2 separate regions of the Homo sapiens genome follow, and region 2 is linked to region 1. The links are chromatin contacts, found by Hi-C in ENCODE. All regions are on one chromosome and are shown on one strand. Each heading gives the region's core, a stretch centred on a gene start or an enhancer-like site at or near the end of the contact. The rest is flanking DNA. Distances are from core to core; before and after follow the strand shown.

Evidence for each region. A loop is a pair of places that touch in the nucleus more often than their neighbours do. Pooled maps may share reads with other maps.
Region 2: a pooled map shows a loop between it and region 1 (6-fold over the local background). The contact joins the promoter of LINC00377 here to the promoter of LINC01068 in region 1. A Hi-C loop is called at or near these places in 2 of 168 maps with a recorded cell type or tissue (Caco-2 and K562) and 5 of 50 pooled maps.

What each region holds. Positions count from the first base shown.
Region 1 is chr13:79,563,864-79,568,475 of GRCh38, reverse strand. It overlaps LINC01068 (long intergenic non-protein coding RNA 1068), which reads right to left and starts at 1,749. Exons shown (of 3, transcript NR_125772.1): 1 at 1,669-1,749.
Region 2 is chr13:81,016,272-81,021,219 of GRCh38, reverse strand. LINC00377 (long intergenic non-protein coding RNA 377) reads right to left here and starts at 2,829. Exons shown (of 4, transcript NR_125770.1): 1 at 2,760-2,829; 2 at 414-614. RefSeq lists enhancers at 3,937-4,436, 4,437-4,938.

The DNA of each region.
Region 1 (4,612 bases), core at 500-2,999:
GAGAGTCACTCCCTCCTAGTTTTCCTCATCTCTTCCTTTGCCCCACTTTCTCTATTGTTCTTCAACATAATTACGGAATTTTGAGAAATATTACATTGTTTCTGGGAAACAAAGACCAAAGGGAAATATAACTTGACAAGACTTGCCAAAAGGCCATCAGAGAAGATAAGCCAAAACCAGAAATAATCATAACACATGGTAGAAAACAAAGCATTTTACAAAAGAAGATCCAATAGACAGGTATGGAAGTTCAGAGGAGAGAGACACTCACTCAGATCTCCTCCTGCTTCACTAATCTGGAAGTCATGTTACTGCCAGCGTCAAGGACCCATTAGTATATGTCTGGCATAAATAATATAGACTGTAAACAGACACTGTGGAATTTACTGACTATTGGGCATCCTAAATCCAAATGACTGTGCAGACATTATAAGATCAATAAATTGATTGTATTGGTTCAAGTGGTAAAATTATCGGAAGGGACAGTGGGCTATTTTTGAGGGGATAACTTCTTAATTTCTTCTGAGCCTTCTACTGGCAAGCCAGGTGGTATCTGTTTGATGATCTTGGAAAAGAAAAAAAAATCCTTATCTAAAGGACTTCAAATATAAGAGTACAGATAGTCTTGTATTTGATTCATTTATATTGAAGGTGGCTAATGGGGCATCTAGCCAACAGCAGATCTAATGGGATGTATACTGTGAGTCACTAAGGATTCCAATACAGCACCCTTCTTTCCCACCTGAGATATGCATAAATAATTAAACAAAGCAGTGGCACATAGACAACCAAAATATTAACTTTGCTACTGATAAAAGTAGATTGGAAAAAATAGGTTAACTAGATGAACTCCAGAATTGGGCCCCCTTGTACCCTACCCAGGAAGTGGTGGACTGTGAGCCACTTCCCTGGGTGGGGGTACAGCAGAGCCGACCCTGAAGAACAGAGCATAGCAGCAACTCCTGTGAACTGTGAGCTCCCCAAAGGAAGAAGAAGTTGAGCAGAGCATATTCAGGTATTTACATCTCAAATTTACCCATCAAATAAATGACTCCCCTGGGGAAGAACTAATAAAGAGGTGGAGGAAAGTCAGGAGTTAGACTATCACATTCCCTCCACATGGAAGGAAACATCAAAAGTAAGAGGCGAACTTTTTCCCTCCCCACTTCCCAACAGTGTACTAAATCTAAAAAATAAAAATTAAAATTAACCTCTAGTTCACAGACAGGTAAGATATTAGCATTATGAAAAATGAGAAACATTTTGCTAGAATTCGAAGACCCAGAGATTTGACAATGCATATGAATGGCTAAAGTTAACATACTCATATTACAAGTAGGTTTTTTTCAATTCTCTTCCAGATTTTTCTTTTCCAGAGACAGTGTCTCTGTCACCCAGGCTGGAGTGCAGTGGCATGATCAGCACTCACTACAGCCTTGAACTCTTGGTCTTCTGCCAAGAGTTCAAGGTGAACTCCCGCCTTGGCCTCTCAAAGCCCTGGGATCACAGATGTGAGCACTGCACCAGACCTCTTCCAGATTTTTTAATATTTGAGCTTTACTCCTGACTTCAGGCAATGATACAAGAAAATGGTGAGAGGGAGGAGGGGAGAAGGAAGAAAGGCCAAGAAGGCAGTAGGAACAAAAGAAGAAAAGAGTTAACACCTACTGCTAGCAAATAGGTGTAAGTAGTCCCAGACTTTTTCTATGCATCTCAACTGCATTCTGCGGAGTTAAGAGAAGGTCGAATTCAGAATCTGGAACCTGAACAAGCAAGAGGTGTGTCTCTCTGTAGGACTTCTTTACATTTTTTTTTTAATTTTTAAGTTTAGGGGTACATGTGCAGGATGTGCAGCTTTGTTACATAGGTAAACGTGTCATAGGGGTTTGTTGTACAGATTATTTCATCACCCATGTATTAAGCCTAGTATCCACTAGTTATTTTTCCTGGTCCTCTCCCTCCTCCTACCCTCCACCCTCTCTTCGGCCACTGTGTGTTGTTCCCTCTATATGTTCATGTGTTCTCATAATTTAGTTCCCACTTATAAATGAGAACATGTGGTATGTGGTTTTCTGTTCCTGTGTTAAGTTTGCTAAGAATTATGGCCTCCAGCTCCATCTATGTCCCTACAAAGGACATGATCCTGTTCTTTTTTATGGCTGCATAGTATTCCATGGTGTATATATGTACCACATTTTCATTATGCAGCTTACCTTTAATGTTCAGAATTTAGGTTGATTCCATGTCTTTGCTATTGTGAATAGTGCTGCAATGAACATACATGTGCATGTGTCTTTATAATAGAGTGATGTGGGGTATATACTCAGTAACGGATTGCTAAGTCAAATGGTATTTCTGTTTCTAGACAATTCTTTGAGGAATCGTCAGGCTGTCTTCCACAATAGTTGAACTAATCTACACTCCCACCAACAGTGTAAAAGCATTCCTTTTTCTCCACAACCTCACCAACATCTGTTTTTTTTTTTAATTTTATAGTCAAAATAATAGCCATTCTGACTGGTGTGAGATGGTATCTCATTGTGGTTTTGATTTGCATTTCTCTAATAATCAGTAATGTTGAGCTTTTCTTCATATGATTGTTGGCCACATGTATGATTGCTGGCAGCATGAGAAGTGCCTGTTCATGTCCTTTGCCCACTTTTTAATTGGGTTGTTTTTGGCTTGTAAATTTAAGTTCCTTATAGATGCTGCATAGTTTGCAAAGTTTTCTTCCATTCTGTAGGTTGTCCATTTACTCTGCTGATAGTTTATTTGGCTGTGTAGAAGCTCTTTAGTTTAATTAGATACCATCTGTCAATTTTTGCTTCTGTTGCAATTGCTTTTGGCATCTTGCAATTGTTTTTGGCATCTTCGTTATGAAATCTTTCCCTGTGCCTATGTCCTGAACAGTATTAACTAGGTTTTCTTTTAGGGTTTTTATAGTTTTTAGTTTTACAGTTAGGTCTTTAATCCATCTTGAGTTGATTTTGTTATATGGTGGAAGAACGAGGTCCTGTTTCAATTTTCTGCATATGGTTAGACAGTTATCTCAGCACCATTTATTAAATATAGGGAACCCTTTCCCCATTGTCTGTTTTTGTCAGGTTTCTCAAAGATCAGATAGTTGTAGGTGTTTAATCTTATTTCCGAGTTCTCTATTCTGTTCCATTGGTCTATGTGTCTGTTCTTGTACCAGTACCATGCTGTTTTGGTTACTGTAGCCCTAAAGCATAGTTTGAAGTCAGGTAGCATGATGCCTCCAGCTTCGTTCTTTTTGCTTAGGATTGCTTTGGCTATTCAGGCTTTTTTTGGTCCCATATAAATTTTAAAAAGTTTTTTCTAGTTCTATGAAGAATGTCAGTGGTAGTTTAATGGGAATAGCATTGAATCTATAAATTGCTTTGGGCAGTATGGCCATTTTCACAATATTGATTCTTCCTATCCATGGCATGGAATGTTTTTCCATTTGTTTGTGTCATCTCTGATTTCTTTGAGCAGTGGTTTGTAGTTCACCTTGTAGAGGTCCTTCACTTCCCTTGTTAACTGACTTCCTAGGTATTTTCTTTCTGTGGGAATGATGAATGGGAGCTCATTCATGATTTGGCTCTCGGCTTAACTGTTGTTGGTGTATAGAAATGCTAGTGATTTTTGCACATTGATTTTGTATCCTGAGACTTTGCTAAAGTTGTTTATCAGCTTAAGAAGCTTTTGGGCTGACACCATGGGGTTTTCTAGATATAAGATCATGTCATCTGCAAGCAGGGATAGTTTCATTTCCTCTCTTCCTATCTGAATATACTTTATTTTTTTCTCTTGCCTGGTTGCCCTGGCCAATGCTATGTTGAATAGGAGTGATAAGAGAGGTCATCCTTGTCTTCAAGGATGTCAGTTTTCAAGGGGAATGCTTCCAACTTTTGCCCATTCAGTATGATATTGGCTGTGGGTTTGTCATATAATGGCTCTTATTATTTTGAGGTATGTTCCTTCAATAACTAGTTTATTGAGAGTTTTTAACATGAAGGGATGTTGAATTTTATCAAAAGCCTTTTCTGCATCTATTGAGATAATCATGTAGTTTTTGTCTTTAGTACTGTTTATGGGATAAATCACATTTATTGTTTTGTGTATGCTGAACCCACCCTCCATCCCAGAAATGAAGCCTACCTCATTGTGGTGGATAAGCTTTTTGACATGCTGCTGGATTTGGTTTACCAGTATTTTGTTGAGGATTTTTGCATTGATGTTCATCAGAGATACTGGCCTGAAGTTTTCTTTTTTGTTGTTGTACCTCTGCACAGTTTTGATATCAGGATGATGCTGGTCTCATAGAATGAGTTAGGGAGGAGTCCTTCCTTTTCAATTTTTTAGAATAGTTTCAGTAGGAATGGTACCAGCTCTTCTTTGGACATTTGGTAGAATTTAGTGTGAATCCATCTGGTCTTGGGCCTTTTTTGATTGGTAGGCTATTTATTACTGCCTCAATTTCAGAATGCATTATTGGTTTATTTAGGGATTACATTTCTTCCTGATTCAGTCTTGAGAGAGTGAATGTACCCAGGAATTTATCCATTTCTTCTGGATTTTTCTAGTTTATATGCATAGAGGTGTTTCT
Region 2 (4,948 bases), core at 1,580-4,079, 1.5 Mb before region 1:
GGCAGGTTGGAGGGCTGTGCTCCCCTCTTACCTAAGGGCAGCCCACACTGAGGGCTAGATCTTTAAGGAACCCACAGCTCCTCAAGGATCTGCTGGTACCATATGGTTGCCAAAGACCAAGCAGGTCATGGGCTATATTTGTGGGGTATCTGGTGATGTGGCGACCTAAGGGCTGAAGTCCCCTGGGGAGAACAGTGCATGTAAAACCAGTGTGGCACCTACCATTTCAATTTGGGTCTGAGGGGATTATGGGCATACCTGCATGAACTGACCACCCAATTTATTGTCCTTAGCAAGGTCCCAAATCACCACTGACATCCTTGTCTGGATTGTGAGGGCAGAGGGGCTCCCCAACACTTCGGAGAACATCAGATTGTCACACAGGTGAGGAGACAAGAGAAGCCATGACTTACCCTTTTCGTGGTCCAGGTTTCTAGGGAGACAATCTCTGTCAGTCTCTTGCTGCTTTCCTCTTTTGTGCCCCAGGTTCTTCCCATGGGTGCTCCAACAGGTCCTTGCTTCATTCCCTCAGATTTCCATTTAAATCATGGGCATTCACCTGTAACTTTGATCTTTCTGAGGAGACCTGGCATCCAACATCCCTAGTCAGCCAACTTGAAAAAAAAAAGAGAAAAAAAACTGTGAAAACTTTTAAGGTAAAAGTAAGTTCGTGATTAGCATTCTTTGTATTGGTTTTCATTTATTCTGAAATTAGTTTTAAAGCAACCGTTACACATACACACAAATAAAAAAATGTTTAACAGTGACAATCAGTGTAACATACTTTGGAAGTATTTCCCTTCCAATGACACAGCATGGATTTATTCAATGTTATTTGAGAAGATCCTTGAGAGTTTTATAATTTAAGTTTCAAGTAGGAATTATACTCTGTGTCTCTCGGCAATATTCATAACAGGTCTTACTACAGAATGTCATTCAGTAAAATACTCTGTGCATGAGTTTGAATGTAATAATTTTACTAATAAAAAATCAGTGCAATAAATCTACTGATTCAGCATTAAAATTTACCTCAAAAAAAGAAATAATTTGTCTTGTCAAAATACCGTTTCACCACTAACTAGACACTTTTTCAAAGTTTCACTTTTCTAAAGGATTAGATATGGATCTCATCCCATAGGATAATCAGAAAGCTTGATAAATCAGTGTTGTTTATATTCAAAGTATATTTGAGACTTCAGAGTTTATCAACTGCATAAGAGAATTAAATGAATAATTTTTCAGTTGATGTTAACATAATTTGTGGAAATCATCCTGTGTTCATATCATATGCAGTTTTTTAGGGGGTGGGGTTAATATTAATTAAACTGTATATGTAAAATTTGGGCTACATGCATTATCTCATTCAATCCCGACAACATCCGCATCAAATAAATATATTTTTCTTCTTTTCATGGATGTAGAAACTGGAATTTAAATAGGCTAATTAGTTAACTATCTTGGTTTATTAAATACTTAATTTGTGCCAGGAGCTTTCCTAAGCATTTTATACATGTTACCTAATGTTATGGCTACAACTAGTTAGGGAAATACACATACAGAGAGAGAGATAAACACACAGGGGGAAAATACATTTTACATCAGAGAGTTACCTGACCAAGTACTACACTTCTTTTGCTTTTCTCTAAGACCAACCCAATGCTAATTCCTTGACTTATCTATTTTTATTTACTAATGTGAAGCAGAGATTAGGTGTTCAATAATTTTGTTTTGAAAATATGACAAATGAATAGGAGAATGATAGAGATCTCAATTTATTTGAGATATCCCTATGTTTTACAATCAAAACTGAGTAAAGAGGTTTCCAAATTATGAACTATTTAATCAAAAAGTTATTTTTGAATTTTAATTTATGTGTGAGTACATATCTTTATCTGTTTTGGTTTACTCGTGTCTGCTTCCCCTGACACCATGATTTATAGATATAAGTGAAAGTAAGATATGAGTTATTATATGTGCACACTGAGATTGTGCAAATTGCATGTAGCTATGGATTAATATAGTTAGAGGTACGGAATTTTCTGTTCTTTTTGTACTCTACTGACAGATGGACCCACTGTTTTGCTGGAAAGTGGAGCCAATTTGTCTGGCTTTGAAGAAAACAGGAGAAAAGAGGATATACTGGGGACACTTTAATGACGGAGAAAGAGCAAGCCATTGGCCCAGCTAATAAAAGTTATTGCTAATATTTGTTTATCATGTATTAGATGCAAGTTTATACTGTTTATCACCATTTGATGTTTAAGTTTTGTTTACTGGAACTCAAAATTGAGGTGGAAGTAATGCTTTCTGAAAAAAATGAATTTAAAATGTTTACATCGTGGAAAGAAAAAGAACTCTGCGGACCTATCAGTTTGTTGGGGCTGCCATTTGAAAGTAAACCAATTCAGGTTGCTTGAACAACAGAAATTTACTTCCTCATAAATCTGGAGGCCAGAAGTCCAAGAGCAAGGTGCCAGCAGGGTTGGTTTTTCAGAGACCTCTCTTCTTGGCTTGTAAATGGCTGTCTTCTCCTTGTGCCTTTACATGGTCTTTCTTCTGTCTGTGTCTTAATCTTTTTTCTTCTAAGAATATCAGTCCTATTGGATTAGGCCCACATCAGTGACCTCATTTTACTTTAATCACCTTTTAAAAAATCTTGTCTTTAAATGAGGAGCTGAATGTTAGAAACTCAATATATGAATTTGGGGAAGGGGACAATTCAGCTTATAATAGGAGATGGTGTAAAGGTAAAGAATCACCTGGCTAAGTCATCTGCATTGTAGTACTCATCTTTTGATGTAGACAGGTACCTCAGTCTTAGTACTGTGGAGGGCATGGGAGAGGTAATTTCATAGCATCCTGTCTCTGCAAATCCCTCTTGAGAAAACTGTAGAGAAATATATTCAATTTAGGGAGAAAATTGACAATACATTATATTATTATTAATTCTAATAAAATAGGACATAGAAATGCATAAAATATTTAGTGAAGTATTTTAAATATATAAAAAGTAATTTATATTGTGTTTTAATCTAATCTGGCTAAAATTATTACTAAAAATATTGAAAAAATCAGTTTGAAGGAAATGTATACAGTCAACATTTTGTGACAAAAATGTTCATATCTATGTATTTTTGGACAATGACAGCTGCAATATTATCATAAATGTTTAGCAATTCCAAGCTTGAGGCAAACTCCACAGATAGAGTAACTGTAATTTATTAGGTGATGGAAAAGGAGAACATGATAGATTGACTTAATCTTTCATTCTACACTTTTCTATGTTTAAGCTCAAGAAGAATGCATCATAAATACCATATGTTTTCCTAACACCTTATACTACTAGTAGCTTTATTTTTTTTTAGTCTAATCTTTACTCTAGAGACTATTTTCAGTTGAGAATCTAATAAATATAAGTTTGAGAGGTATGTTAGCTAATTGTTCACTTTTAACTAAAACACTAGAGGGCACCCTTTCCTTCTGTTAGAACATGTCCTCCTCTTCTAAATTACATGCCGTGGAGACACAAAGGATTGCCAGGTAAAAACAATATTCATTTTATTTTGTATTTTTATGGACTTGCTTTTATATTTAACCGGTAATAATTTTGCAGATCCCAAAAGTCACAGCATATTATTTTAAATGATATTAAGATGATTTTTAACGGAAATGAATTCTAAGCCGGAAATGTCAGTGTCACAGAGCTAAAGAGTCAGATGTCTCCCTAGTGTCACGACAGTGAACAAAAATAAGTCTGTGTTTGGCATGACTTGTGGTGTTTATGTAGTATAATTTATCTTACATTTCTGTGTTTAGGATTAGGAATTATTCGTACTGAATGTGTATTCCTATTTTCTACGTTCTCAAATGAATAGCACACTACTGCTAGGTTAACCCAGTTTGAAACAAAATGCAAACAAGACTGACCTAGAGGAAAGAACAAAAGTTGAAAATTCAGTGAGGACCCACCAAATAACAATTGCCAATATTTATTTAGTGTCTGTTTTTGTCAATCACTTGTGTAAGCATTTTAATTACAATATTTAATTGATACTACATTGAGTCATTATTTACTATTTTCATTCTTATTCAATATAGAATAAAATATAGTATTATAAGAACAGATAAAATAACATGAAACATGTCTTTGAATTGTGCTTTCCCACATCAGAAACCTAGGGCAAAAGGGAGCTGCTACAGCTGCAATTTTGCCTGGGCAAGACTTGCCACCAGGGTCAGCTTGTGCTGACCTGGTCTGCATGTGCTATTACTGGGTTTACCAGCCTGCTCCCCTGAAATAGTGGTGCATCAAGATCCTCTCTGCTCTAACCTCAGGCTGAAATTCAGGCATTTGGAGCATCATTTGCCTAGACCATCAGCCTGAGGTGCCCCACTCTTCCTGGACATAAATCAAGGTATAGTGGGGCCCTCTCTGCTCCATGCTTAGACAGATCTCCAGGCATTTGAAGCAACCACTCAGCTGTATTAGCAGCCCAACTCGCCCCACCCTTCCTAGATGTAGATCGTGGTGAGTGGGATTCTCTCTGTTCCATGTCCAGGCATACCTCCAGCCATCTAGAGCACTTGCTTGCCTGGATGACAGCCTTACCTTCTCCACTCTTCCTAGACATAGATCATGGTGCAGGGAGGAACTTTCTGCTTCATGCCCAGGCAGATCTCCAGGTATTTGGAGTAATCATTCAACTGGTTCATCAGTCTCATATACCCCATTCTTCCTGGGCTTACATCATGGTGCAGTGAGGTTCTTTCTGCTCTAAGCCCAGGCAGAGATCCAGGCATTCAGAACATCTGCTCACTGGGATTGGCAGTCTCTCTCACCCTACTCTTCCTATGCAGAAATCTTCTTGCATAGAAGCCCTCTCTACTCCAACCCAGGCCCATCTCTAGGCATCTAGAGCACCTGTTTGCCTCAAATAGTGGCCTGAGC